2 separate regions of the Homo sapiens genome follow, and region 2 is linked to region 1. The links are chromatin loops, found by intact Hi-C in ENCODE. Cell type or tissue: heart left ventricle. All regions are shown on one strand. Links, peaks and the distances in the headings refer to the core of each region. The heading gives the core; the rest is flanking DNA. Region 1 overlaps ROCK1 (Rho associated coiled-coil containing protein kinase 1). Region 2 overlaps ROCK1 (Rho associated coiled-coil containing protein kinase 1).

Evidence for each region. A loop is a pair of places that touch in the nucleus more often than their neighbours do. Peaks named below come from ENCODE experiments on the same cell type or tissue, not always from the same donor. Only the 100,000 strongest peaks of a DNase experiment are listed, where the experiment ranks them.
Region 2: a loop joins it to region 1, with 4 times the contacts of the local background. A loop is called at or near these places in 12 of 110 quality-filtered maps.

What each region holds. Positions count from the first base shown.
Region 1 is chr18:20,996,025-21,011,560 of GRCh38, reverse strand. ROCK1 (Rho associated coiled-coil containing protein kinase 1) reads left to right here. Exons shown (of 33, transcript NM_005406.3): 14 at 3,367-3,502; 15 at 4,771-4,862; 16 at 4,964-5,210. Among named protein-coding and RNA genes, the nearest start is that of ROCK1, 110 kb to the left of the region's middle. In heart left ventricle, for the core only: a CTCF peak has its summit at 7,865 (motif pointing left); no DNase peak of the experiment used is centred there; H3K27ac peaks cover 1,882 bases.
Region 2 is chr18:21,055,100-21,070,635 of GRCh38, reverse strand. It overlaps ROCK1 (Rho associated coiled-coil containing protein kinase 1), which reads left to right. Exons shown (of 33, transcript NM_005406.3): 2 at 23-104. Among named protein-coding and RNA genes, the nearest start is that of ROCK1, 49 kb to the left of the region's middle. In heart left ventricle, for the core only: no CTCF peak of the experiment used is centred there; no DNase peak of the experiment used is centred there.

The DNA.
Region 1 (15,536 bases), core at 2,957-10,956:
TCGCTTGAGTCCAGGAAGTTGAGGCTGCAGTGAGCCATAAGCATACCACTGTACTCCAGCCTGGGTGACAGAGTGAGACCCTTTCTCAAAAATAAATAAGATAAAAATTAAAAGAAGAAAGGGAAGATGTTTATACTTTACTCAAACTGGTAAGATGCCAATACCAGTGGAGTGTACTATATATTAAGCTATGCATATACAATGTAATATCTAGGGCAGCCACTGAAAAGGCCTTACAAGGAGATACATTCAAAAACACCATAGTTAAATCAAAAGGAATGCTAAAATAATGTTCAGGTAACCCACAGAAAGACAGGAAAGAAAATGTAGAAATAACAGAGATCAAACAAAAAAACAAAAACGGCAGACTTAACCCTAACATACTACCAATAATGACATTAAATGGAAATTAAATGGAATACCAATCAAAAGAGGTGGTAGGGGTAGATTTTTTTAAATCCCCCATTTATATATCTGTCAGAAACTCTTCAAATATAACAATATAGGCAAGTTGAACATCGGAAGATGTGAAGAGATAACATAACAAATATTAAAAAGAAAGCAGCATATTGGCAATGTTAATACCAATTAAAGTAGACTTCAGAGCAAAGAAAATTACCATGAACATAGAGGAATATTACATAATGATAAGAGTCAATCCACCAAAAATAAATAAAAATCCTAACTGTACACCAAACAACAGAGCTACAAAGTATGTGAAGCAAAAGTTGATAAGACTGGAAGGTTAAATAGACCAATCCATAATTATTGTTGGAGACTTCAGCACCCGTAAGAATCACCAAACATAGGAGAACTCAACTACACTGTCAGCTGTCAGAATTTGTTCAACATTTACAGAACCCTCTGCTTAACAGCACAATATGCCTTCTTTTCAAGTGCTTAAGGAACACACACCAAGGTAGACCACATCCCAAGCTATAAAACAAACACATTTGAAAGCACTGAAATCATACAGTTTCCTGACCAAAATGTACAGATGAGAATAACAGAAAAATCTGCAAACACATGGAAAGCAAACAATAAACTTCTAAATAACCCAGAGGTCAAAGAAGAAGTCTCAGTGAAAAAAATACATTGGAATGTTAATTATGTCTCATAAAACTGTTATGGCTCTTTATCTTTACAAAATATTTGAACAATGAAGTGAAAATACATCATCAAAATTTGTGAGATGCTGTTAACATGGTGATGAAGGTTAATTTATAGCACTAAATGCTTACCTTAGAAAAGAGGAAAAGTCTAAAATCAATAATTTAAACTCCTACTTCTGGAAACTAGAATAAGAAGAGTGAAATAAACCCAAAACAAGCAAAAGGAAGGACAAGTAACGATAAGAGCAGAGAACAAGGCAGTTAAAAGCAGAAAAACAATAGAGAAAATCAGTGAAACAAAAAGCTGTGTGAAAAGATCAACAAAATTAACAAACCTCTAGCAAGACTGATAAAGGAAAAAGAGAGGACACAAATTACCAGTATGAGGAATGAAATAGGGCATATACTATAGACCATATAGGTATCAAAAGAATCATAAGGAAATCCTATGAACAGTTCTAAACACAATTAAGACATGTAGATGAAAGGGACTAACTTCTCAAAAATCAAACTATCACAACTCATACAGTGTGAAATAGGTAATTTCAGTAGCCCTATATAAGTGTTAAGGAAAGCGAATCCATACTTTTTAAACTTTTTAGATATATGGATGAAAATAAACCTATGAAAAGAGGTTCACATAATTAGTCATTTGGGAAGTGCAAATTAAAACTATCATGAAATATTACTCCATAACCATGAAAAAAAGTAAGTTTTAAAATTATGTCAATAGCAAACTGGCAAGGATATGGAGAAACTAGATCACTTGGACATTGCAGATGGGGATATAAAATGGTACAGACATTCTGGAAAACCAATTGGCTGTGTTCCTGAAAAACTAAACATGTGCCTACTATGTGACCTAGCAATTGTATTCTTGGGCATGTATTCCAGAAAAATGAAAATGTATATTCTCACAAAAACCTGTATACTAATGTTTATAACAGCTCTATTTGTAATAGCCAAAAACTGAAAACAATCAAAATGTCCTACAGTAGGTGAATGGTTGAACAAACTTCGGTACATTTGTACCATGGAATACTCAGCCACAAGAAGGAATAAACTGTAGATACATACAATACAGAGATGGATTTTAAGGTCTTTATGTTGAGTTAAAAAAAAAAAAAACCTGTCTTGGCCAGGCGCGGTGACTCACGCCTGTAATCCCAGCACTTTGGGAGGCTGAGGCGGGCGGATCACGAGGTCAGGAAATCGAGACCATCCTGGCCAACATGGTGAAACCCCATCTCTATTAAAAATACAAAAAAAAAAAAAAAAAAAAGCCTGTCTCAAAAAGTCATATATTGCATGGTTCCATTTATATAACATTCTCAAAAAGACAAAATTATAGAAATGGAGAACCATTAGTTGCCAGGAGTATGGGTGGTGGGAGGACGGGGATGGGTGTGGCTATAACTAGTGACTGGAAAGAAATTGTTGTGATGACCAGTTCTGTATCTTCGTTGTGGTGGTGCTTACATGAACCTACATATGTGATAAAATGAGAGAATCATACACTCCTTATACCAGTGAGAATTTTCTGATTTTGTTATTGTACTATTGTTATATATAATGTCTCTACTGGGGGAAGCTGAGTGGAAGGGCACTTGGGACCTCTCTGTACTATCTTTGCAACTTTCTTTGAATGTATAATTATCTAAAAATTAACTAAAAGTTAGAATGATAAACTCTTAGAATCAGAAAGACCTTGAATGATTTATGTCCAATTTCTGCTTAAAGATGAGAAAGCCCAGAAACACTGTAAAACAGGTTTCCTAATGTGGAGTCTTAAAAAGTGAAGCATCAAAAACAAGATTTACTGATAGTGGTAACTCAGAAAGGTACATTTTTAAGTTGTGAAAATTTGGGTATTTTAGGCTGGGCACAGTAGCTCATGCCTGTTATCCCAGTACTTTGGGAGGCTGAGGCAGGCGGATCACCTGAGGTCAAGAGTTCAAAACCAGCCTGGCCAACATGGCAAAAGCCGTCTCTACCAAAAATAGAAAAATTAGCTGGACGCAGTGGTGCGTCCCTGTAGTCCCAGCTACAGAAGACAGATTCCCACTGTCTTCTTAAAAGGCAAGCTACTTAGAAAGTTGTATTAGGAGATACTATTTGCGTTTGAAACAGAACATTCATCTTAAGTGTTTGTCTTTTTTTTTTTCTTGTTTTTTGTTTTTAAGAACAAAATACTCACTTGAATGAATGACCAGAGTATTAATCACAGTGGTAACTTTTATCATTATAATTCCAGGGAAATCAAAGAAGAAATCTAGAATCTACAGTGTCTCAGATTGAGAAGGAGAAAATGTTGCTACAGCATAGAATTAATGAGTACCAAAGAAAAGCTGAACAGGAAAATGAGAAGAGAAGAAATGTAGAAAATGAAGGTAAATTGTCACTACTTTTGAAAAATGATAGAATTTCTAACACTGTCATGAGGTTGTCTTTAATTTAGTGTCCATGATACATACATGAAGCTACAATCCTAAGACACTTTATAAGCTAAATAACCCAGGTCTCAGGTTAAATTTATAACATATTAAATAGTAATTAAATTAAATATTAAATTACATATTAAAGTAAATAGTAAGTAGCATTTAACTAGAGTAGTGATTGTCATCATGGTGTGCATACTGGAATCTCCTGGGAAGCTTTAAAGAGTACTGATGCCTAAATCCCAGCGATTCTAATTTAATTGGTCTAGATATGTGGCCTGAGTATCATTATTCTTTACAAGCCCCCTAGGTACTTCTAACAAGCAGCTGCGTCTAAGAACTTCTAAACCAGAATTTCTTGTGTTTTAATGCTTGTGTTACAAATATATTTAAAATACCTTTCTACTCCCATTGATGCAGTAATTTCACTTCCATAAGTTATTTCACGTACATACTCCTACTGCAAACTGATATATACACAAGGCTATTCATTGTAGCATTGTTTAAAATGACAAAAAAAATGCAGTCAATGCTGTATATGAAACATAATGTAATACATATATGAAACATAAAGGTAATGAATGCTGTAATAAATTTTAGTACATCTATATGGTAGAATACTATGTGGCTTATAAAAAATAATAAATCATCTCCTTAAATACGGTTATAAAACAGTCTCTAAGACAGATCTTTAAGTGACAGAAACGGATTGCTTGTGTTTAAAACAAGAGTACTTGTCTATATATGCTTAAATTAAATATATATTAGGGAGGAGAGCCAGTTAAGGGAGACTCAGAAGGGGCAAAAATGACTAAATGGAGAAAGGAGGACTTATTCTATACTATCTACCATTTGGTACCTTTTAAATTTTGTATTTTTATTAAGATATTGAATTATCAAGCAATTGAACTCTTGAAAAATAAATAATATTAAAACTAGCTTTATAAGTATACTATCAGTGATCTTATAAAGGGAATAAAGGAGTTTGAGATTTACAACAGTAAGAAGAAATCTTTTTGCACTCTGTATTAGAAGATAATGTTCTACTTTTTAATGAATTTAAAATGCAGGTACTTCCAAATTGGAATTTGGCTTTGGGAGTGGACCTAATGTAGCTGACTATTATGGCCTAAGACTAAATGTCTTTTTTTAAAAAAGGATTTATATGTTTCCCCTATGAAAATGTTGTAATTTCTATATATTATTCTTTCATTTTCTAGTTTCTACATTAAAGGATCAGTTGGAAGACTTAAAGAAAGTCAGTCAGAATTCACAGCTTGCTAATGAGAAGCTGTCCCAGTTACAAAAGCAGGTAAGTGTTTCAAATGAGGTTCCTTTTTAAAAAAATTGTAGATAATTAAATTATATCGTACTTTGGTCAGAAACCTATTTTTTTGCTTTCTTTTTAAATAGCTAGAAGAAGCCAATGACTTACTTAGGACAGAATCGGACACAGCTGTAAGATTGAGGAAGAGTCACACAGAGATGAGCAAGTCAATTAGTCAGTTAGAGTCCCTGAACAGAGAGTTGCAAGAGAGAAATCGAATTTTAGAGAATTCTAAGTCACAAACAGACAAAGATTATTACCAGCTGCAAGCTATATTAGAAGCTGAACGAAGAGACAGAGGTCATGATTCTGAGATGATTGGAGACCTTCAAGGTAATATTTTTTCTTATTGTGGTAAAATATACGTAACATGAAATTTATTATAACATTTTAACCATTTTTATATATACAGTTCAGTGGGATTAAATGCAGTTCACAATGTATGCAACCATCATCATATAAGTGGAATCATACAGTGTTTGTCCTTTTGCGTCTGGCTTTTTTCACTTAGCACAATGTCTTCAAGGTTTATCCATGTTGTGTGTGTCAGATTTTCCTTCCTTTTTAGGGCTCAGTAATATTCCATGGTATGTGTATACCACATTTTGTTCATCCACTCATCTATCAATGGAAGGAATATTTTATAATTTTTATTTTTAATTGTTAAAAATATATAACATAAAATTTACCATCTTGACCATTTTTAAGTCTAAGTTAATATATTTATGATCATATTACCCTCATAAAGAAAATGACTTTGGTGAAACCAGAAATGGTTGCATTCTTTTTTATTGTTTACGTTTTTTTGAGATAGGAACTTGCTCTGTTGCACAGGCTGGAGTGCAGCGGCATGATCACAGCTCACTGCAGCCTTGAACTCCTGAGGTCAAGCAATTCTCCCACCTCAACCTCCTGAGTAGCTGGGACTACAGGTGCATGCCACCATGCCCAGCTAATTTTTGCATTTTTTGTAGAGACGGGGTTTCACCATTTTGCCCAGGCTGGTCTCAAACTCCTGAGCTCAAGCGATCCGCCCACCTCGACCTCCCAAAGTGCTGGCATTATGGGTGTGAGACACCACACCAGGCCAGCATTCTTTCTCTTTTAGAATAATGCCCACATTTGTATCACATTGTAATTTCTTCACCCTCACAGGTACTCCTGCAGGGTATGTAATGTGGATATTTTTCAGTTTTACAGACAAATTAACCAAAAACTTCATTTAAAAACTTGCCTAATTCATAAAGGTTTTACTCAAAGTGAGACTAATCCAGGCAAAGAGGATTATCACTATTAAAACCTAGGAATTCCTCATGCATCGTTGGTAGTAATAGAAAGTCAGTTGCAGAAATAAAATCCCATTACACATTAAAAGTTAGATACTTGGGAATGTTTGAACTGGAGATATTGACAGTCTTTGTGAATCTAAGAGGCAGAAGATTGAGTATAACTAAGTGAATAAATGAACAGTTTTTAAATAGTAATAAAATTCAGTTTGTTTTCAAAAAGATTCCTGGCTTTACCTACTCACATATTTTTCTATTTTCTATTCCTGTTAGCAGCAGCATCCATACTACCTAATCAAAACAAATATGCATAGAAGTTGCCAGATGTCTCAGGAAAAAATTGGAGGGAGGAGTTCTTTTTAACCTTAGTTAGAGATGGGAACATAGTTTCAGGTCCCTTGGGGCTTGATGATTAGCTATAATTCAGTGGAGAGAGGTCAGGGTCAGTTTTTGTGACTAAGGAAACAGAAAATACAATCTCCTGTTGGTTCTTAGCTGAGGAGTGTTGTGCAATCATATTTCTCAGGGACCAGGCTTAAAATAGATCTGATTATAACTAAGAAAGTAACCACTTTATATGTAATAGGAAAGTCACAGACTTCCTTAAATTGTTTTCCTAGGCCTTTTTATACAGCTTATTAGCTGTTTGAAAGTCTCTTCATCTCCCTTCTTTATCTGTAAACCAAGGAGATAAGAATAGGTTACCTCTATAAATCCTTCCAATTCTAAAATTCTTATAAGTTTGTGATCTGTGTTTGACTGAGCTTTAAGCTCCTTGCTTCAGAGGCAGAGATCATCCATGTACTATCAACAGTGGTTTTTAACTGAATCTATTTTTTAGATATCAGTAAAAGTTAAGGAAAATTTATAGCATGATTTATTGTTAGTTTATTCTTTTTCAGAGTTTAATTTGGAACTTAAACGTGAATAAAAGCTCACATACACTAAAATAATGCACACAACTTATGTGAGTTTCAACATACATATAAAAGTGCATTGTGGGTTTTTAAAAAAATCACAATGCTTATATTAGTCTTTTCTGGTCTTTAAGAACTTTCAGGTCTCTCAAGTATAAATTTAGTTTGGGATGGTGGGCTTCTGGCAGAGTCTTGATTGTTATTCATTAATTGAATGTCCTCCATATATGATCTCTGTTGCATAGTCTTTTTTATTTTTTACTTTTTATAACCTTTTAAAGTATAAAAACCATTCTTAGCTTGACATCTGTACAGAAACAGGCTGCAGCCCTGATGTTTGCCAGTACCTGGACTAGTGCAACAGTAAGGCTGCAATTGATTATAGGGAAAGTTTCCAAAAGTTCAGGCTATAGAGGCTTAATGAAAGTGATCAAAATGTTATGGAGGATTGAAATTTTAACTGAATTGATAAGCTTTCATCTAGTAAGTTTATCTCTGATTCTTCAGATTGAAAGGCAAAAATCAATTTTTTTAAATTAACCATTTTTAAAAGTCTTTTTCTGTTTTTTTTAATTGTTTGCTTGGAACCAGAAGTGCTTCAGATTTTGGATTTTGGGTGGTTTGTGAGAATATTTGCATTATGTATACTTACCAGTTGAGTATCCCAAATCTGAAATCCTTGAATGTCATGTCAGTGCTCAAAAAGTTTCAGAATTTGGAGCATTTTGGATTTTTGGATTTTCCAATTAAGGATGCCTAACCTGTACTATAGTGACCTCTTGTGTACTCATTAAGCTTCAAAAACCTTCATTTGGTAGCCAGTCGTGTTTCATTTTGTACCTCCACCTCCCCTTCCCAATCCTCTGACACTGAATTATTTTGAAGCTCATATCAGGCACCACATTGTCCTTTTGTAAATACATCCTAATTTGTAAATATTTCATTATCTTAAAGATAGGGACTCTTTTTTAAAAAGACAAACATAACTACAATGCCATTATCAAAGGTAGAAAATAGGTGACAGTTATATAATATTATAAAATATCTAATTAGTGCTTAAGTTCCTCTAGTAGTCTCATAATTTGTTCTTATTGCATTTATTTTGCTTGAATTTGGATCCAAAGTTTGGACATTGCATTTCATTAATACGTCCCTTAAGTTTATTTTAATCTGTATTTTCCTCCTCCCTTTTGTGTTCTTTGTAATCTCTTTTTGCTGTTGTTTTCGGTTAAAGAAACCATGTTTTTTTCGTCCTGTGAGTGGCTCCTGTTCAGAATTTTACTGATTTCATCTGCTGGTATCATTTAGCATGTTGCTCTGTCCGCCGTAGTACTTTAAACTAGACGTTAGATCTAGAGATGTGATCTACTTCGGTAGGACTTTGTCAAGAATACTTGTAAGTAGTATTTAGGTACCAGGAGACACATAAACATAAAATCTGGGCTGGGTGCAGTGGCTCACACCTGTAAAACCAACACTTTGGGAGGCTGAGGTGGGTGGATCTCTTGAGCCCAGGAGTTTGAGGCCAGCCTGAACAACATGACGAAACCTCATCTCTACAAAAAATAAAAAATTAGCGAGGTATGGTGGCATGCACCTGTAGTCCTAGCTACTTAGGAGGCTCAGGTGGAGGATTGCTTGAGCCCAGGAGATGGAGGTTGCAGTGAGCTGAAATCGTGCCACTGTACTTCAGCCTGGGCAACAGAACAAGACCCTGTCTCAAAAACAACAACAAACAAACGAATGAAAAAACATAAAGTCTGGCTGTATCTTTTTGTGGTGTTAGTAGCCATTGATGATCATTGCCTAGGTCCTTTGTTTCTTTAGGAATTTGCAGTGGTGATCATCTATTTTTATCCATCTTCCTTCATTTGTTAATTGGAATACTACTCTAGAGATGAACATTTCCTCATCAATTATATAGTAGTTACTTTGAGGTACAGCTTATAAAAGAAAGTCAGGTTAAATACTTAATTCTTTGTCAGTTTTTGGAACAGTGAGTTATTTCCCAGGCATCCTCCAAAGATGATTAGTGAATTTTTAAAATATATTTGTGAACTCATGAATTTTAATATATTTAATATATGTTAGCCCTTTGCATTATTCTTAATGATGCTCACATGAAGTTTAGTAGGAATTCTTTAAGTTTAGACACTACCCTAGTAGTTTTAGATCACATCCTTGCTTTTTGATATGCATAGATTTTCCAGAATTATTTTTTGTCCCAGACCTGAAATCACCCATTTGCCTAGGAACTCCGGTTCCTTTTGTAGCATATGACATTCGGGGTCTATAACCTGAATTCTATGGGTGCTCACTACTGTTGGGTTGGTCAATGTTTGTAGGTGATTTTAATGGACAGAGGTAGGAAACAATTTTTTTTGTAATTAATAATTTCTTATTGTGATCAGGAACTATTAAAAGATTTCTACTTTGGGATTTCTACTTTTAATGATTTTTTTTCTGGCTTAGTTTATAAATGATTTTTGCATTTCACTGTTACATGGGCATTTGAAAATTGTCGATTTTTGTATGAAACATCTTTTTGGGTGAAAAGTTGATCCGTTTTCTAATGTAATCCATCAGTTTTCTAAGATTGCATTTATTCTTTGTCCCTTTGTTCTGTCAAATTTTAAAATGTGTTTTAAAAGTTTTCACTATCATTGTGGGTTTTTTCTCATAGCCTCCCATGTATTTCTTTTCTTTTTTTTTTTTTGAGACGGAGCCTCACTCTGTCACCCAGGCTACAGTGCAGTGGCATGATCTCGGCTCATTGCAACCTCTGCCTCCCAGGTTCAAGTGGTTCTCCTGCCTCAGCCTCCCAAGTAGCTGGGACTACAGGCATGCGCCACCATGCCCAGCTAATTTTTGTATTTTTAGTAGAGACAGGGTTTCACCATGTTGGCCAGGATGTCTTGATCTCTTGACCTCGTGATCTGCCTGCCTCAGCCTCCCAAAGTGCTGGGATTACAGGCGTGAGCCACCATGCCTGGCAGCCTCCCTTGTATTTCTAACAGCTTTTGCTGTCTATATTTTTTAATTAAGGTGAAATTCTTGTAACAAAAAGCTAACCATTTAAAAATATACAATTCAACAGCATTTACTACATTCAAAATGTTCACAAATACCTCCTCTATGTGGTTCCAAAACATTTCATTTTGAAACTACAAAATAGGATCCATTAAGCTGCCCCTCCCTATTCTCCGCTCCACTATCTCCTGGCAACCACCAATTTCCTTTCTGTCTCTGAATTTACCCGTTCTGGATATTTCGTATAAATGGCATCATAGAATGTGTGACCTTTTGTGTCAGGCTTTTTTCACTTAGCATAATGTTTTACAGGTTCATCTATATTGTAGCATGTGTCAGTAGTTCATTCATTTGTGGCTGAGTAATATTCTGTTATATGTATTTACCACATTTTGCTTAGCCATTCATCTGTTGATGATATACATATAACAGAATATTACTGTGGATTGATTCCACCTTTTGGCTATTGTAAATAGCACTCCTTCAACATTTGTGTACAAGTATTTGTTGGAGTACCTGTTTTTAATTCTTTAGGGGTGTATATTTAGGAGTGGAATTTCTGAGTCATCTTGTAATTCTATGTGTAACTTTGGAGGAATTTCCAAACTGTTTTCTGCAATGGCTGCACCATTTTACATTCCTGTCAGCAATGTACAGGATTCCAGTTTCTCCATATCCCTGCCAACACTTGGTATTTTCCTTTTTTTCAGTTAGTTACTCTAGTGGGTATGTGGTGGTTGTCCCATTGCTGTTTGTTTTGATTTTCATTGTCCCTAATGACTAATGATATTGAGCATCTAATATCCAGTTGTCCCAGCAACATTTGTTTGAAGAGACTATTCTTTCCTGTGTAAATGGTCTTGGCATCTTTGTTGAAAATCGATTGGCAGCCAGGTGCAGTAGCTCACACCTGTAATCCCAGCACTTTGGGAGGCTGCGCTGGGCAGATCGCTTAAGCTCAGGAGTTTGAGTCCAGCCTGGGCAACGTGGCAAAACCATGTCTCTACTAAAAATACACAAATTAGCCAGGCATGATGGCACGTGCCTGTAGTCCCAGCTACTTGGGGGACTGAGGCCGGAGGATCACTTGAGCCTGGGAGGCAGCGGTTGCAGTGAGCCAAGATTGCACCATTGCACTCCAGCATGGGCGAACACAGTGAGACCCTGTCTCCAAAAAAAAAAAAGAAAATCAATTGACTATAGATATCATGCATCTATGATATTCTGGATTCTCAACCCTATTCCATTGGTCTGTGTGTTTGTCCTTATGCCAGCATGTACCACACTGTTTTGTTTTGTTCACTGTAGCTTTGTAGCAAGTTTTGAAATCAGGAAGTTTGAACCCTCCAAGTTTGTTGTTCTTCAGTATGTTTTACGTATTCAGGGTTCTTTGCAATTCTATGTGAATTTGAGGATTGGCTTTTCTATTTCTGCAAACAAGACCTTTAGAATTTTGATAGCAATTTCTTTGAATCTGTAGATTACTTTGTGTAGTATTGCCATCTTAACAATATTAAATCTTCCAGCCAGGCGCCAGTGGCTCAAGCCTGTAATCTCAGCATTTTGGGAAGCCAAGGTAGGCAGATCACTTGAGCACAGGAGTTTGAGACCCCCCCGAGCAACATGGCGAAGCCTGTCTCTACAAAAAATAAAAAATCAGCCAGGTGTGGTGGTGCACGCCTGTTGTCCCAGTGCTCCAGCCTGGCTGACAGAGGCAGACCTTGTCTCAAAAAAAACCAAAACTAATATTAAGTCTTCCAATCCATGAACAAGGATATATTTTCATTTATTTAGATCTTTTAAAATGTGTTTCAGCAGTGTTTTTGTTCATTTGTGTGTTTGTTTTTAGTTTTCTATATACAAATTTCTTCCTGGGTATTTTATTCTTTTTGATGCTCTTAAAGGGAATTTTCTCAATTTTCTTTTTGGATTGTTCATTGAGTATGATGTTAGCTGTGGGTATTTCATGAATACCTTGCTTTACATATTTTTAATGCAGTGTTTTTTGGTGTGTAAGATTTTGACTCCTGTATCTTCTGGGTGGATTAAAATTTGTATTATAAATGATATTAAATGTATCTGACTCTGAGGCTTTTTCTTAATGTGCATTTTCTTCTTATATCTTGCCCATTAATTTATTTTTAATTTTTGTATGTTCTTGGTGGGACTCAATGCCTTTTTGTAGATTATGCCTTTTTGTAAATTTTATATTTTATTTTGGCATTTTAACATATTTAAATTAGTTTTTTGCTAAAACAATGATATTTCAGCAAATGGTATTTGTCATGATGAATGAACTTTTTAATGTATTGTGGAATTTGGTTTGCTAGCATCTTGTTGAGGGTTTTTGCATGTGTGCTCCTCGTGAATATTGGCTTATAGCTTTTTTGTTTATTTGTCTTTTAAAATGTGTCTTCATCTGGTTTTGGTATCAAGGTAATACTGGCCTTGTAGAATGAGTTTGGAAACATTCTCTCCTCCTCTATTCTTTGAAATAGTTTGAGTAGGATTGTTATTTGTTCATCTTTAAATGTTTGGTAAGGGCCGGATGCGGTGGCTCACGATTGTAATCCCAGCACTTTGAGAGGCCAAGGTGGGCGGATCACTTGAGGTCTGGAGTTCCAGACCAGCCTGGCCTAGCCAACATGGAGAAACCCCATCTGTACTAAAAATACAAAATTAGCTGGGCATGGTGGTGCATGTCTATAATCCCAGCTACTCGGGAGGCTGAGGCAGGAGAATCACTTGAACCCGGGAGGCGGAGGTGGCAGTGAGCCGAGATTGCATCACTGCACTCCAGCCTGGGTGACAGAGCAAGATCCTGTCTCAAAAAAAAAAAAAAAAAAAAAAAAAGTTTGGTAAAATTTAGCAGTAAAGTCATTCAGTCCTGGGCTTTTATTTGCTGGAAGACTTTTTATTACAGCTTAGATCTCATTACTTGTTATTTGTCTGTTTAGGTTTTGGATTTCTTCATGGTTTAATCTTGGTAGGTTGCATGTGTCTGATCTTTATTATTTATTTTCTTCTACTAATTTTGGGTTTGATTTGCTCTGGCTTTTCTAGTTCTTTAAGATGTATCATTAAGTTGTTTATTGAAACTTTTTCTACCTTTTTGATGTAGATGCTCAGAGCTATAAGCTTTCTTGTACTGCTTTCACTGTATCCCATTGGCTTTTGTATGTTTTGTTTTCATTATCATTTGTTTCAGGAAATATTTTAATTTTCTTCTTAATTTCTTCATCAATCCGCTGGTCATTCAGGAGCATATTCTTTAATTTCCAGGTATTTGTATCGTTTCAAAAATTCCGCTTTTTGGCCAGGCATGATGGCTCATGCCTGTCATCCCAGCACTTTGGGAGGCCGAGGCGGGTGGATCACTTGAGGTCAGAAGTTCGAGACCAGCCTGGCCAACATGGTGAAACCCTGTCTCTACTAAAAATACAAAAATTAGCCAGGAGTGGTTGCAGGCACCTGTAGTCCCAGCTAGTTAGGAGGCTGAGGCAGGAGAATCGCTTGAACCCGGGAGTCGGAAGTTGCAGTGAGCCAAGATCACGCCATTTGTACTCCAGCCTGGGGTACAAGAGCGAAACTTCGTCTCAAAAAAAAAAAAAAAATCCACTTGTTGTTGATTTCTAGTTTTGTTTCATTGTGGTCAGAGAAGATAGATACATGATATAATTTTACTTTTTTTGAATTTTTCAAGACTTGCTTTGTGGAGTAACATATGGTCTGTCCTTGAGAATGATCCTCATGCTAAGGAGAATGTATATTCTGTGGCTGTTGGATGAAATGTTCTGTAAATATTTATGAGGTCCCATTTGGTCTATAGTGCAGATTAAATCTGATTTTTCTTTGTTGATTTTCTGTCTAGGTGATCTGTCCAGTGCTGAAAGTGAGGAGTTGAAGTCTCCAGGATTGGGGTCTATCCCTGTCTTTAGCTCTAACAATATCTGCTTTATATATCTGGTTGCTCCAGTGTTGGGTGCATCTGTATTTACAATTGTTATATTCTCTTGCTGAATTGACCCCTTTATCATTACATTATGACCTTTTCTGTGCCTTTTTATAGTTTTTGTCTTGAAATCTATTTTGTCTGATACAAGTATAACTGCTACTGCTCTTTTTTTGTTTTTGTTTTTGTTTTAATTGGCATGGAATATCTGTTTCCATCCCCTTGTTTTTTCTGTGTATGTCTATGTGTACCTTTATACATGAAGTGTGTTTCTTGTAGTCAACAGATCATTGGGTTCTGTTTTTTTGTTTTTTTATTTGTTTGTTTTTTGGTCCATTCAGCCACTCCATGTCTTTCGATTGGGCAGTTTAGTTCATCTGCATTCACTGTTATTGTTAATAAGTAGGGACATACTCCTGCCATTTTGTTATTTTTTTGTGATTGTTTTGTGGTCTTCTCTTCCTTCTTTCCTTCCTGTTTCTGCTTAATGAACATGATTTTCTCTGGTGATAGGTTTTAATTTCTTGCTGCTTATTTTTTGGGTATCTATCTGTTGTATGTCTTTTGATTTGAGGTTACCATGAGGCTTGCAAATAATATCCTCTAACCCGTTATTTTAAACTGATGATGACTTAACAGTGATGGCATTAACAAACTAACAAACAAGCAAAGAGAAAACTAATACAAACTCTACACTTTAACTTAGTCCCCTGCATCTTAACTTTTCGTTGCTTCTATTTATAATCTTACTGCCTCTTGGAAAGTATTATAGTTGTTATTTTTGATCAGTTCTTTTAGTCTCTCTACCCAAGATATGAATAATTTATACACTGCAATTGCAGTGTTACAGTAGTGTTTTTCAGTGTACTTACCATTACCCTATGGCCACCACCCTGGAACTGTGCTGAGTCAGACCTCTGAACCCTTAGAACCTTCTTGTGCTTGAATATTGGTATCTTTTTCTAGATTTGGGAAGTTCTGTATTATTACCCTTTGAGTAAACTTTCTACCCCTATCTCTCTTTCTGCCTGCTCTTTAAGGCTAATAACTCTTAGATACTCTCTTTTGAGGCTATTTTCTAGATCTTATATGCATGTTCCATTCTTTTTAATTCTTTTTTGTCTCCTATGACTGTATTTTCAAATAGTCTGTCTTCAAGCTCACTAATACTTTCTTTTGCTTGAACATTTCTGCTGGTAAGAGACCCTGATGCATTCTTCAGTATGTCGGTTGCATTTTTCAACTCCGGAATTTCAGCTTGATTCTTTGTACTTATTTCAGTCTTTTTGTTAAATTTATCTGATGGGATTCTGAATTCCTTCTTTGTTTTATCTTGAATTTCTTTGATTTTCCTCAAAACAGCTATTTTAAATTCTCTGTCTGAAAGGTCTTATATCTCTGTCTCTCCAGGATTGGTCCCTGGGGCCTTATTTAGTTTCTTTGGTGAGATTATGTTTTCCTGAATGGTCGTGAT
Region 2 (15,536 bases), core at 2,497-10,496, 60 kb before region 1:
CATTGTTTGTTTGTTTCTTTAGGATGGATTGGATGCTTTGGTATATGATTTGGATTTTCCTGCCTTAAGAAAAAACAAAAATATTGACAACTTTTTAAGCAGATGTAAGTAATTTTTTGTGGAGGTTAATGACAGACTTCATATAACTACATTTTCACTTATGTCATTCAAGCCCTTATTTTTTCTTCTATTTACTTTTTGGTGATTTCATCAATGATTTCTACATAGAATTTAGTAGGAAGTGTGAAAGAAACAATTTGGATGCCTGTTAGGAGAACCAAAATATTTTGAAGAGAAAGGGATGAAAAATAGTTAAAATAAGTATTCAAAAAACTGTGCATTGAGTTTGAATAACTGCACATTGAGTTTGAGTAACTGCTGAGACATGAGAATTTTTCTCCATGAAAGCTGTTTTATATTTAAATTTTACAGATATTCTTTTCCGAAGGCTCCTTTTTAGATTGGATTTTATCATTTAAAAATTTGATTAAATAACTTATAATTTCAAACTTTTAATCTTAAAGAATTGATAAGATTTAGATCATAAAGTCCTCCTTACTTTATTTATTTCTGTTTCTGAACTATAAATATTGATACATGTAAGTTTGATTGGTTTTGGTGTTATCTTTCAATTTTGGTTATATATGTTTTATTACAAAGGTTTTGTTTTTCTAAATAGTCATATCTTTTTGATTTTTTAAATCACTTCTATACTTTGAAATCTTGTATTAGAATTTTTTAATTTTATGATCTTTTAGTTTTTCAATTTTTAAAAAATTATTGTTTTATTTTCGTTTTTGAATATGGTGCCAGATTCTGAACTGAGAAGTTTTTAAGTATAAAAGTTTTAATTATTTCTCATGTCCTATGGACATAGCAGTAAAATTTTATTAATATTTACAGTTGCTTACCTCCCTACCTGACAACATAGTGAAGGAACTAAAAAGATGGAGAGGCTTGACTATTTATCTTAATGGTAACTGGCATTTATAGAGATGGTGTAGATAAGGGGTAAATGCTCCTTAGTACAAAGGCAGAGGGTGGGGCATGGTTTTTTTTAAAGTAATGGCTAGCAAGAATGAAATTCATGCTTCCTTAAACTGTGCTACTTTGTTGCTTTCATAATGTTAAGTATGCTTGTATATTTTATAAATAGAGACATTAATGCTTTAGTAGAAATAAGTGAAATAAAAGTGTAAATCTAAAGTAAACTGTTTTAACTGGTAAACCTGTACAATTTATTTTAATTTTTAAATTGGAGAAAAATGCAGAGAATAATATAACAAAATTTTAGGGCAGTCATATGTAGCAGTAGGTAAAAATCATGACCAAGGATAGTTTATGCCAGGATTACTAAGTTAGTATAAAATTCAAAAATCAGTTAGCTTAATTTACCACATTAACATATTTTAAAAAGGAAATTTAGTAGATGCAGAAAAAGCATTTGATAAAATTTAATATCCATTCACAATTTTAAAATATCTGTCTGCAAACTAGGAAGTGAAGGAAGCTTCCTTTCCCCAATAAAGGGAATCTACAAGAAACCTACAGTTTAGATTGTATCTACTTGTTTAAGACGAATGCTTTTCCCCTAAGATTGGAAAAGGCAAATCTGTCCTCTCTTACCACTTTTATTTAACATTGTCTTAGAAGTTCTAGCCAGTGCCATCAGGTAAAATAAAGAAAAGCCGTACAGATTGAAAAGGAAGAAGTAAAACTTTCCCAATTTAGACAGCATGATTTTCCATATAGAAAATCCTCAAGATTCTGCAAAAAAGCTACATGAACTAATAAGTACATTCAGCAAGGTTGAAAGTTAGAAGATTAATATCCAAAAAGCAGTTGCACATACATTTATTAACAACAAGCAATTGGGAATTAATTTATTATAACAAATACAGCACCATTTACAATAGAAGCAAAAACATGAAAAATTTAGGAGTAAATTTGACAAAATATGTGTAAACCTGTTTACTGAAAACTATACAGCATTGTAGACAGAAATTAAGGAAGACCTAACAAGATATTCAATGTTCATGGATTGTACAATTCAATATTAAAATGTTAACAGTCCCCAAATTAATTGATCTATAGAGTCCGTATATTCTCAGAACCTTAGCAGACAGTTTTTTGTATAAGGTGACCAGCAATTCTGTAATTCATATGGAAATGTAAAGGACCTGGAACAGCCAAAACAGTTTCGAAAAGTAAGAGCAAGTTGGAGGATTAAGGTCAATATCAAGACAGTATAGTCTTGATGAAAGAATAAACACATAGTTCAGTGGAACAGAAAAGAGCATCTAGAAATAGACCTGTGCATGCAAGTATATGGTTAATTGATTTCAACAAAGGTGACAGGATAATTCAATGTTCAAGCCTCAGTTTCCACTGTATACAAAAATTAACTCAAAATAGATCATCAACGTAAATGTAAGAGCTAAAACAATAACACTTCTAGAAGAAAACATAGAACATATTTGCCACTTTCCTTAGGCAAGTTTTTCTTAGATAGGACACAAATAACACAAACCATTTTTGAAAAAGGATAAATTAGACTTATCGAAATTTAAAATAGTTCTCTTCAGAAGACACTGTTCAGAAAATGAAAAGATAAGCCAAAGGCTGGGAAAAAATAGTTGCAAAGCATGTAAAAGAAGAAAGAATAGTCCTTTCAACCAGTGGTGTTCAGACAACTGGATATCCGTACGCAAGGGAATGAATTTGGACTCCTACCTCATATCATGTACAAAAATTAACCGAAAATATAAAAGTTAAAAATGTAAAACTCTTAGGAGAAAACATAGGTTGAAATCTTCATGACCTCGGACTAAGCAGTGGTTTCTTAGACGTAATACCAAAAGCACAAGCAACAAAAGAAAAATAGATAAACTGGACATCATCAAAATAAAAAACTTTTATTTATGCTTCAAAGATACTATCAAGAGTGAAGGCCAGGCATGGTGGCTCACGCCTGTAATCCCAGCACTTTGGGAGGCTGAGGCGGGCAGATCAGTTCTGTCCAGGAGTTCCAGACCAGCCTGGCCAACATGGCGAAACCCCATCTCTACTAAAAATGCAAAAATTAGCAGACATGTTGGCAGACACCTGTAATCCCAGCTACTTCAGAGGCTGAGGCAAGGAGAATTGCTTGAACCCAGGAGGTGGAGGTTGCAGTGAGCCAAGATTGCACCACTGCACTCCAGCCTGGGCGACAGAGCAAGACTTTGTCTCAAAAAAAAAAAAAAAAAAAAAGAGTGAAAAGACAACTTACAAAATAGGAAAACATTAGCAAATCATATGTCCAATAAAGGACTGGTATCTAGAATATATAAACAAGTGTAACAACTCAATAATAATAAGACAAATAGTTCAGTTTAAAAGTAGGAAAAATATTTGAATAGACATTTCTCCAAAGAAGATGTAAAAATGGCCAGTAAACATGTGCAGAACTGTTCATGGTGGTTAGTCATTAGGAAGTTGCAAATTATGGCCACAATAAGATACTAGTACACCTCTATTAGAATGATTAAAACTTTCTAAACTGACAATATCAAGTATTTATGAAAATGCATTGCAGCTGGAACCCTGTACATTGCTGACTGGTAAATGGTAAGGCACTTTGGAAAACAGTTTGGTTGTTTCTTATAAAGTTATACATGCACTTTACTATATGACCCCAGGAATTCTGCTCCTAGATATTTACTGAAAAGAAATGAAAGCATATGTCTGCACAAAGAGCTGTATTAAAATGTTTAAGGCAACTTTATGTTTGCTGAAAACTGGAAGCAACTCAAGTGCCCGTCAGCTGATCAATGGATAAATTGTGGTACAACCACATAGTGGGATATTACTGAATAATAAAAAGTAATGAATTACTGCTATGTGCAATATCCAGCAATCTCAGAAGCATTCTGTTAAGTGAAAAAAGCCAGACACAAAAAGGCTACATACTGCATGATTCCATTTGTAGGACATGCTGGAAATGCAAAACTTTGAGCTAGAAATCCTATGGTTGAGGTAAAACTTCAGGAGTTAGAAAAGGGTATGAAGAAACCTTGGAATTCTGTAACCTCTTTGTGGTGATGATTACATGAGTATATGTGTTAGTCAGAAATGCATTGAAATCTATATACAAAAAGCATCATTTACTCTATGTTTATTAGTTATATTAACAAACTCAACCTTAAAAAACATGAAGTTTAATGCTCATTTAGTAATCAGCCTAATTCTAAACCAATATGTTACTTCAAGAAAAAAAATTACTTCTATGTAAGTTAATTTTTTAAGGAAAACAATGTATGTGGCTACCATGAAATCATAATAAAATTTAAAGACATGAACAAAAACAAGGTGAATAAACATGTTATAAGTGTAAATAAACATAACAAACTTATTTTTTCAATATAATTAGAACATTCTCCTTCAATTACTGGCATTGTGTTTTTATGTTTCACACAGAGCAATAGATTTGTATAGGATAGCATTTTACATACCGCTGAAATTCTTTTATATAGATTTAGCTTTCATCAGCAAGCACATCAAAATTATTTTATTAAAGGTAAATTTTTGTTTTGTTTCTAATTGCTTTTTGCTGACATATATCAGATGTAGTGATCTAAGAATATACCTGGAATATGGGATAAAATATTTTTCTTTAAAAAATTCAGCTTAAGTCATATTAAATTAAGCCTCAAATATAATTTTTAATCATCAGGTTTAATTATATTGCAACCTGTTAATTTTTATCTCTTTGTGTTAAGAAGTGTGTGGAAACAAAAGGGAAAGGAGAATCTGTGAACATTTGACTGAATAGTGAAATATAAAGATTTACTTTTCTGGGCTCTGGTGTATGATACCTAAATAATAAGGCTGCAAAGAAGATGTTTATCAGCCTCACATACCTGATAAGGAAAGATTTCAGGTGACATTTTCATAGGAGTTAGAGAGATGATACCAAGATAAAATTAAGCGATTGTTGTGGGAGTTAGTCACAGTTTTGAAGACACATGTTGGGAGCCAGAACATTGGGAGGATGAAGGGAGAGAAAATTTGGGAACAGTGATTATGATTGTATATGCTTATAAACCATTATGGATGTCACAGAGACTTTAGGGTACAAGATTCATAATTATATGTTAATAGAAAAACATGTTTATCAAACAAATCTTAGTCTAAAAGAAGATAATGGAGAAGGTAAGACCATTGAATGAAGAAAATTCATGAACCTCCGGGTATAAATGCAAGAGAGCTCATTTGTTTGGCTTAAAAAAAAAACAGAACTGATATTTTATGTCATATACTATATCTTTTATAATATAGATTACAAAAGTGACATAATAGCTATGGTAGTGATAAAAGCATACAGTACAGTTGGTAAATTTTTGGTTGCTTTGGCACTAGTACAATTACTGAGAAAGTAATGCGAATAATCACTATTCAGAGTTAGTGATCAAAAGCGATGATCATTTAGAATGTTACACAGACCTTGAGACAAAGCATTCAGTTCACTTTAGACCAGGGTTTCTCAAGTGGCACCAATGACATTTTAGGTCAGATAACTCTTTGCTGGGAGGCTGTTCTTTGCATCGTATGATGTTTAGCAGCACCCCTGGCCTCTGCCTTCTTAATGCCAGTAGCATATCCTAACACCTATCCCCAGTTGTGATCACCAGAAATATTTCTAGACATTGCCAAATATCCCTTGAGAGGCAAAACTGCCTAAGACTTTATGTTGATGAAGGAAAGAAATAGTGGGCGCAGTTAGACACGTGCTCCAAGCTTAGAAAATGTAATCAAAAGCAATAAATATTAGAAGGTTGCAGCCATAGAAAGCAAGGTTCTTCCACAGGGAGTTCTCAGCTGAGATTATAAAGTTTTATGAACCAGATCAGAAGTATGAATACATATCCAGGGATAAATACAAAAGAGTAGTATAAATCTATTAAAAATGTGTTAGGCTAGAAGACTATAATGAGCCACAACTTGTGAAAAGCTCTTAAGCCCTTTACAAGTCATTCTCTCTTCTACTCCCATCCTTCCTGGTTAGAATTAGGATTCAAGATGTGTGAGAAAAGGATAATTTCACTACATGAGACCATTCTTGAAATAGTTTTTGAATGACCAGTTACTAAAGACATGAAGAACAAGACTGTTTTTCTTAGAAACTGTAGCTCTTACCATCTCATGGATGGAAACACACACAGATATACCTTATAATAGTAGAAGTTTGTAGAGAATGTAATGATACACAGATCTTGAATGGGGTAAAGAAAGGCTTCCAAAAGAAAGTAATATTTGAGTCTTAAAACATGGGCTAGATTTTTCAATGGAGGAAGGACAGTTCTGAGAGGGAGGACCATTTAAATCACAGAGTCTTCCAAAAGTATGACATCTTTGAGGAACCAGGAGTTTGGTGTAAATTGAACTTGGTTTATAATGAGAGAGAAAGGGTCGGGAGGACGGACTGCAGGGGATGAGACTGAAATGGCAGGCTGGGGCTTTTGGGTTAATGGGTTGGATATTAAAAAAAATTACTTAGTTGCTTGTTTTTTCTTTTCAAATTCTCATGAGTTTTAAAAACTTAGATAAAGAAATTGAAGTAAGTTCAAGGAAGAGGAGAAAGTTTGAGTGTTTTAAATACCTCTAAATCAAGGCAGTTTACACCTATTGAATTAACATGCTGAGGTGATTGAAGATCTTTAGAGAAACTTTGGAGAATGATGGAGTTCCCAAAAAACTAAAGATAGGTAAATGGTCTGGTTATAATAAACCAAAGAAAAGACTGATAAGTGCAGATTTCTGAACAGTGGCAGTCTTCATACAGAGGCTTGACTTTCCCTCTTTTTCCAACACAACTATTGTTTAAGCTTCTTCATTTTCATTTAAATGATCACAAAAATCTTCCATTCAGTCTCAATAATACATCTACTTTTGCCTATGTACAGTTACCTACGTTGCTGCCAGAGGATTCTTTTTGAATAGTAAATTTAAGTCAAATTCCATTCCCAGCTTTTTGGTGGATTTTCTAAACTTGATGCTATCTAAGCTTCTAAATTACATTCTTAACTGTACACCTCTCCTCCTTGTTTCCTTACACATCAGCTACACGCTGACATTTATTTCCTGGAAAGTACCATGACACCTCCATAAGACTTTTCAGATGTTGTTTTTCTCTTTCTAGAATTCTTTCCAACCCACCCAACTCAAAGCAGTCATCCTTTAAATTTCAAATAAGCCTTCATTTTTGTTCCCTAACCTCTTGGTTATCTAGGCTTCATGGATCTGACCTTCTGAGCATGTACTTCTATGGCATCTTGTATACTTATCACAGGTTATATTTATTTGTATGACTATTTAATTGGTACCTGCTGTGGTTTGAATGCCCCCACCAAAACTCATTAAAGTTTAATTGCCAGTGCTAGTAGGTGGGGACGTTAAGAAGTGATTAGGTCATGTGGGTTCCACCCCCATGAATGGATTAATGCTGTTATTGTGGGAAGGGGTTATAAAAGTGAGCTCTTGTGCATGTATGCTCTTACTCTTCCACTTGTCTACCATTGAATGACCCTTGCCAGATGCCCTTTTTTCTTTTATAAATTACCCATTCTGTGGTATTCTGTTATAGCAGCAAAAAACAGACTAAGACAGTATCCATTCTCCTTTTTCTCCTTCTCCTGTCACTAGATTTTAAGTGCCATGAGAGCAGGGGCATTTATGTTTTTACTGCCAAACCTGACAGCATAGTAAGTACTTGTTATATATGAGCTCAGTGCATTAGACGTTGGATACTGACTTGTTAGAGATGATCTAGAAAGTCCAGGTGGTCTCTGACTTTAAAATTTCCAGCTTTATGAGGGTTTCATTGGAACATAACTCCATCATAAATCTAGGCACATCACTGGTGATGTTAACGCTTATCATTTGGTTTAAGGTAGTGTCTGGCAAGCTTCTCCACTAGTAAGTTACCATTTTCTTTTTCCAAACGCTGTGGAGGGGAGCGTATTCCCTTTCCATACTCTCCTGGAGGGGAGACTTTACACGTATTATTTGGAATTCTGTAGGGAAGATTTGCCTTTTCTCCCCCATTTATTAATTTAGTCATTGATTTATATAATATAAACTGCATATATTTATTTCATACTTTGGGTTGTAATCCAGTAGTGTGTTATTTATTAGGTTGGTGCAAAAGTAATTGCAGTTTTTGCCACTATTTTTAGCAAAAATCTCAATTGCTTTTGCACCAACCTAATACTTTGTTACTTAAATTGTTCTCATTTTTGCCTTTTGGGAGCTCCTTCAGGTTGGACCCAGCTCCTACTCCTGTGTTCTTTGACATGTTCTTACTTTTTTTAAAAAAAGGAACACTTCTTTACTTTCTGGCATTACACGATGCTCCAGGCTCATCTTATATTTTCCCTCAGCCCTGAAATCAGCCATTTTTTCCAAGGAGCTCTGGTTCCTTTTATTGGAGAATGATATTTAGAAACCAAGATCTGGGTGCTAGGTGTGCTTATTGCTACTGGTGATCACTGTTTCAAGGCCCTCTCAGCTGCCATAGCTAGGAAATATATGTATGCATGTATACCAGCCTGTGACTATACACATAACTATAATTCTATACCTGTACACATGTTAAACGTGTTTAGACTGATATTACCAGCTCTAAACTAGTATCACAAGATTCATTCTAGCTTTTGCCCTTGCCTGTTTGTAACTTTTTTTCTCTGATGATGAGAAACCTGGCTCCCATTATTGGTATTTACTTACTCAACCCTAATATTCATGTAAAATAAACCATACACCCTGTGAGAAATGGATTTACCAACTGGAACACAATATCTTTGTACAGTTCCTTTTTTGTCTTTAGCCTTAGTTTCCAGCTAAAACAGTTTTCCAGCATTACGTAGTTCAGCTTCTTTTCCCTCACCACCTTCAATGAGGGCATGTCATCTTGTTAGTCATACATTTAGATTCATTTGTTAGAATCTGGATTCCATCCTGAGATCCCCCAGAATCCCAATTGATTTTTTAAATTTGCATAAAGTGTGTATAGTTCTGTGGGTCTTAACAAACACATAGTCTTGTCTGCAACACCCCAATACCATTCGGAACAGTTCCATCACCCCCACTCCTGGGAAACACTGATCTCTTTTTCTGTTCCTATAGTTTTACCTTTTCCAGAATGTCATTAAATGGAATCATACAGTGTATAGCCTTTTGATTCTGTCTTTTTTTCACTTAGCAAAAATGCATTTAAGGCTGGGCACAGTGGCTCTTGCCTGTAAGCCCAGCACCTTGGGAGGCTGAAGCGGGCAGATCACCTGAGATCAGGAGTTCAAGACCAGCCTGGCCAACATGACAAAACCCCGTCTGTATTAAAAAATACGAAAATTAGCCGGGTATGGTGGCAGGTGCCTATAATTCCAGCTACTTGGGAGGCTGAGGCAGGAGAATCAATTAAACCTGGGAAGTGGAGGTTGCAGTGAGCCAAGATTGCGCCATTGCACTCCAGCCTGGGTGACAGAGCAAGACTCTGCCTTGAAAAAAAAAAAAAAATAAAAGCATTTAAGATTCCTTCATGTTGTCCATGTTGTGTGAAGTAGTTGCTTTTTCCTTTTTTCCCCTAAATTGCAGAGCAACCTTCTATTGAATGGATATACCTTGGTTTGTTTGTTCATTCCTCTGTTGAAGAACATATTCGTTATTTCCTGTTTGGGGCAATTATGAATAAAGCTGCCGTAAATATTCGTGTACAAGTTTTTGCATGAATTTAGGTTTTTTTTTTTTTTTTTTTTTTGAGATGGAGTTTCGCTCTTCTCGCCCAGGCTGGAGTGCAATGGCACAATCTCAGCTCATGGCAACCTCCACCTCCCAGGTTCAAGCAGTTCTCCTGCCTCAGCCTCCCTAGTAGATGGGATTACAGGCATGCGCCACAATGCCCGGCTAATTTTGTATTTTTAGTAGAGACAGGGTTTCTCCATGTTGGTCAGGCTGATCTTAAATTCCCGACCTCAGGTGCTCTGTCTGCCTCGGCCTCCCAAAGTGCTGGAATTACAGGCGTGAGCCACCGTGCCGGCCATGAATTTAGTTTGAAATTCACTTGGGCAGATATGTAAATACACAGATGTAGCATTGCTAGGTTGTTTGCTAAGAACAGGTTTAACTTCTTAAGAAACTGCCAAACTGTCTTCCAAAGTGGCTATACCATTTTATTATACATTCCCACCAACAATGAATGAGAGTTTCTGTTGTTGTGCATCCTTGCCGCATTTGCTACTGTCAATTTTCATTTGCATAATGTCTTTCATAGAGCAAAAATTTTAATTTTGATGAAATCTAACTTATATTTCTGCATTGATTGTGCTTTTTGTGTCATATAAAAATCATTGCCAAACTCAAGATTGATTTTTTAAAGCAACTTTATTAAGTTATCATTTACATGCTATAAAATTCACCCGTTTGAAGTATACAATTCAGTGAGCTTTTTGGGTGTATGTGTATTTTCAGAGTTGTGCAACCATTACCACAGTTGCTTTTACAACATTTTCATCACTTCGTAAGGTAACCTCATACCCATTAACAGTCAGTCTCCATTTCTCTCCAGGCTTCCAGCCCTAGACAACCACTAATCTATTTTCTGTCTCTATAGATTTGCCGACTCTATAGAGACATTTCCTATAGAAGGAATCATCAATAAAATGGTCTTTTGTGACTGCCTTCTTTGGCTTAGCATGTTTTCATTGTTCATAGTGTTATACCATGTGTCAGTATTTCATTTTTAATTGCCAGTAATATTCCATTGTATGGATATACCACATTTTGTTTATCTGCTTATCAGCTGATGGACATTTGTATTGATTCTCTTTTGGCTTTTATGAATAATGCTGCTATGAACATTTGTGTAGAAGTTTTTGTGTAGACATATGTTTTTATTGTTCTTGCGTAGATACCTAGAAGTGGAATTGGTGGGTCATATGGTAATTCTATATTTAACATTTTGAGAAACTCAAGATGGATTTTTAAATATATACTTTTATTACTTTGGAGTAAATATATATGGCTTTTCTGTTGTTCCTGAATAGATAAATGCAGCATGTGTTTATCTCCATTTGTATATAATGTCATTAAGTGTTTTTAATATTTCAGTAGCATCGAGCACAAGTATAATCTCTATCCTTAAGGATTGTGGGGACATACAACGTAATAGAAGAAACAGACCTATAGAAACAATTCCAGTTCAGATTGTTAGGTGAAATATAGGGAAATAATGTCCCAGAGAAGGGAGTCATACCTTGTGCTTGAGAGGGAATCAGGAATGTCTAAAGAGGAGATAAAAGATTAGATCTTGTTTAATAGTAACTTGGTCAGATAAGGTGGTGGGGGAAGTCATTTTAGGCTAGTGATAACATCTGGAAAGGCACAGAGAGATGAAGCAGTATGGGCTTATATAGATAATTGCAAATAACTAGGCATTGCTAGAGCATGGTTGTGGGGAGTATCTTATCTAGAACTATAAGACTGGACAGTCACTAATGATATATATATATTTTTTTGCCATGTTGAGGAGTTTGAATTTAGGAGTCTGGATTTTTTATATTTATTTTTTGTTGATCTGTTTATCAAACTGGATTACTCTGTGTGTATGTGGGTGGGTGGATGCGTGCCTATGTGCCTATGCAGTCAAAATGTAGCACATCTTCCTAGAGTGTGATTTTATTTGAACATTTGGACATGAAATAATTTTCTTAATTAAAACAGTGCTGGTTGCAGTGGCTCACATCTGTAATCTCAGCACTTTCGGAGGCCGAGGCAGGTAGATCACTTGAGCCCAGGAGTTCGAGATCGGCCTGGGCAACATGGCAAAACTGTGTCTCTGCAAAAATACAAAAATTAGTTGTGCATGGTGTTGTGTGCCTATAGTCCCGGCTACTTGGGAGGCTGCGGTGGGAGAATCGCTTGAACTCCGAGGTGGAGGTTGCAGTGAGCTGAGATTGCATGACAGCGTGAGACCCTGTCTCAAGGAAAAAGAAAAGAAAAATCAGATTTTTATGGAATTGAATATAACATTCTTGTGAATTTTTCAAATAAGTTTAATTTTTGAGCTTTTTAGGGCTGCTTTCACTACTCTAAAAGTATGCAATGTATACTGGGCTTTTTTAGGCAGAGTAGCAGTATTCTGGTCAAACAGTACAAGGTACATAATGTTTATTATGATATTTTACCTATTGTGACATTTAAAAAAACTTTGAACATTTTTGAAATTAGAATGTATCTTAGAATCTCTAGTGGTACATAAAGTAATGGTACGTTTTATAATCTAGGATCTTAGGGTAGGCAAAATACATCTTTTGTTTTTTTCATTAGAAAAGCAACAAAGGGTCATTATAAAAAACTTAAAATATATAGAAAATGTGGCAGAATAATCTGTAGTCTCACCAAACTCAGAGATGACTGCAGTTATTGTTTTGGCATATTTTCTTCTGGCCTTTAAAAAAATCCATATCTGTGTATCAGTATATAATTATGTTTTTAGAAAATCAAGTTCATATACTGTATACAGTTTGTTCTATTTCTTTGCACAACATTATATGCTGAACATAATTCTATGTAATTAAATATTCAACACAATTTTAAATGTTACCTAATACTCTATGTATATGAAATTATTTGCTCTTTAAAATTGTAAAAACTACTTTATTGTAGATATCTTGGTCCCACATTGTATCTCATTTCCTTAGGATAAATTCCTAGAAGTAAAATTTACTGGGTATAAAGTTGATTTTTATTTATTTTTAATTTAATTTAATTTTTTTCTTGATACAGAGTCTCGGTCAGTCACCCAGGCTGGAGTGCAGTGGCCCAAACTCGGCTTACTGCAACCTCCACCTCTTGAGTTCAAGTGATTCTTATGCCTCAGCCTCCTGATTAGCTGGGATTACAGGCGCCCACCACCGTGCCGGCTAATTTTTGTGTTTTTAGTAGAGACGGGGTTTTGCCATGTTGGCCAGGCTGGTCTTGAACTCCTGACCTCAAGCAATCCGCCTGCCTTGGCCTCCTGAAGTGCTGGGATTATAGGCGTGAGTCACAGCGCCTGGCCAATTTTTAAAACAGTATTAGGAAAAATCATCCATTTGCTTTCTTGAAAATTAGATTGAAGAGTTTATATATGATTGAAATGCTTTTGAATTTTTGGTAACCCAGAAGCTGTAAGTTAGCCTTTTTGCACTGGCCCTTTTGCTAACTTGTGATCATTTGGAGAAAGATTAACTCTAAACGACTAGCTCTAATGATTAGCTAGTTAGTGGTTGTCAAGACTGTGGTTCCTATTTATGACTCAATTTGCTCATTTTATTTCTTGCTGAATATGTTGCATAGTAGTATTTCACTTCTCTGAATCTTAGCTTTCTGCCAGCATCACCTGACTCAATATAGTTGACAATCAGAAATTGCTAAAAGAGTCTAGATGGTCACAACATCCTATTTGGAGGTTTTAGAATGAAGGAAGACTTACCAGATTTGTGATTTTGCAAATATTATTTTGCATAAAACTAATTTTGTGAATAACAAAGAGGTCAAAATCTGCCATAGGAAAAGATACAACAGTTTAAGAAGGATCGGAAGTTCTGAGAAGTTTGCTGTTTTAGGTAAGGTGGCCAGGGTAGGCCTTGTTAAAAGGTGACATTTGAAAAAAGAGTTGAAGTAGTTGAGGGAGTTAGCCATGTGGATGTCTGAGGGAAGAGAGTGGCATACAGAGGAGCAGCTAGTGCAAAGGCCTGAAGGGAGGAGAGTGTACCTGGCCTGTTTGAAGAACATCAAGGAAGCCAGTGTGGCTGGAGAGGATTAGGCAAGGGGGAGAATTGTAGGATGATATCATAGAGGTAAGGAAATGGGGAGGCTAGGTCATGTAGAGTCTTGTAGGCCATTGTAAAATCTTGGGCTTTTGCTCTGGGTGAGATGGCAAGACATTAGAGACTTTTGAGCAGAGAAGTGACATGATCTGACTTGTGTTTTAAGAACATCACCCTATGTTGAGAATAGACACAGGGCAATCAGTTAAGAGTCTATCACAGTAATCCAAGGAAGAGATGATGGTGACTTGGTCTAGCATGGTAGCAATGTAGAGGGTGAGAAGCTATCAGATTACAGATATATTTCAAAGAGAGAGCCAACATATTTTCCTGAAAGATAGGATGTGGAGTGTAAGAAAAAAAGGAGTCAAGAATGCCCCCTAGGTTTTTGTCCTGAGCAAAATTGAGCCATCGGCCAAAGTGTGGGACACATAGGTATAAGTTTTGGGTGAGAATATTTCTTCAGTTTTTGGCACATTAAATTTGAGATGTTTTTCAAAAGAGGATATATTTTGAAAGTAATTGAATAGATAAGTTTGAAGTTTAAGAGAGACATGTAGACTAGAGATAAAAATTTGGAAGTTGATATGTAGATGGTTTTTAAAGCCCACCAGAGAAGTGAGTGTAGATAGAGAAGAAGTCACCATTGAGGGCTGAGCCTTGGAATGCTCCAGTGTTAAGAAATCTGAGAGAAGGGGAGGAACCAGCCAAGGCAACTGAAAACTACTAAGGTTGAAAAGTAAAATCTTCAGTATTGTTGGAAGAATGTTGTGTCCTGAAAGTCAAGTAAAGAAAGTGTATCAGGAGAGAGTGATTGAAGTGTTAAAGCCACTGATATATCAAGATGAGGGCTGAGAATTGGTCATTGGATTTAGCAACATGATGCTCATTTGTGACTTTGACAAGTAGTTTTGAAAGAAAGGTAAGAGCCGACCTGAAGTGGATTTTAGAGCAAATAGTAGGAAAGATTTAGTCACAGAAATTATAGACAACTTTTGAGAAATTTTGCTGCAGTGGGGAGTTGAGTAATGGGACAGTAGCTGCTGAGAGAAATGAGATCAAGAGTTTTTTTTTGTTTCCCTAAGATGGGAGAGAAAACAGCATGGTGGGATCCGGTTAGGAGGGGTAAAGCTTAGTAATAGAGGAGAAAGGGGAGAATTGCTTGAGCAATGTCCTTGAACTACAGTAATGAAAAAGGATGACATCTAGTGCATGAGTGGAGGGTTTAAGTTAAGATAGAAGTAGTCTCCCATAGTAAAATATGAAAAGACAAAATATATGCTTGTACATGCTGATAGTTAAGTGTGTAAGTGGTGGTAAGTCAGTGGTAGTTTTCTTCTGATTGTTTCGTTCGTTTCAGGGTAGTAGCCAAACAAGATCATTAGCTGTGAACGAGGATCAGTGGGAGAGCTGTGGGAGGTGTGTGTGAAGAAAGAAGAAAACTTGAAATACGTCTCTAGGAGAGTGGGAGAGTGACTAGAAATTTAGGATTGCCAAGTAGAACTAAGGGCCAGCTTGATGTTTGTGATTATGAATTTTAAAATAGGATCAGTCATTGTGATTTTATGTATTTATTGAGACATATTCAACTGCATGGGTGCTGACATAGAGTAGTTGGAGAGTTGGATTTAACTATAATAGGATTGTCGTTTTGCCAAACTAAGTAAAGTGAGGCAGAAGAGAGCTCAT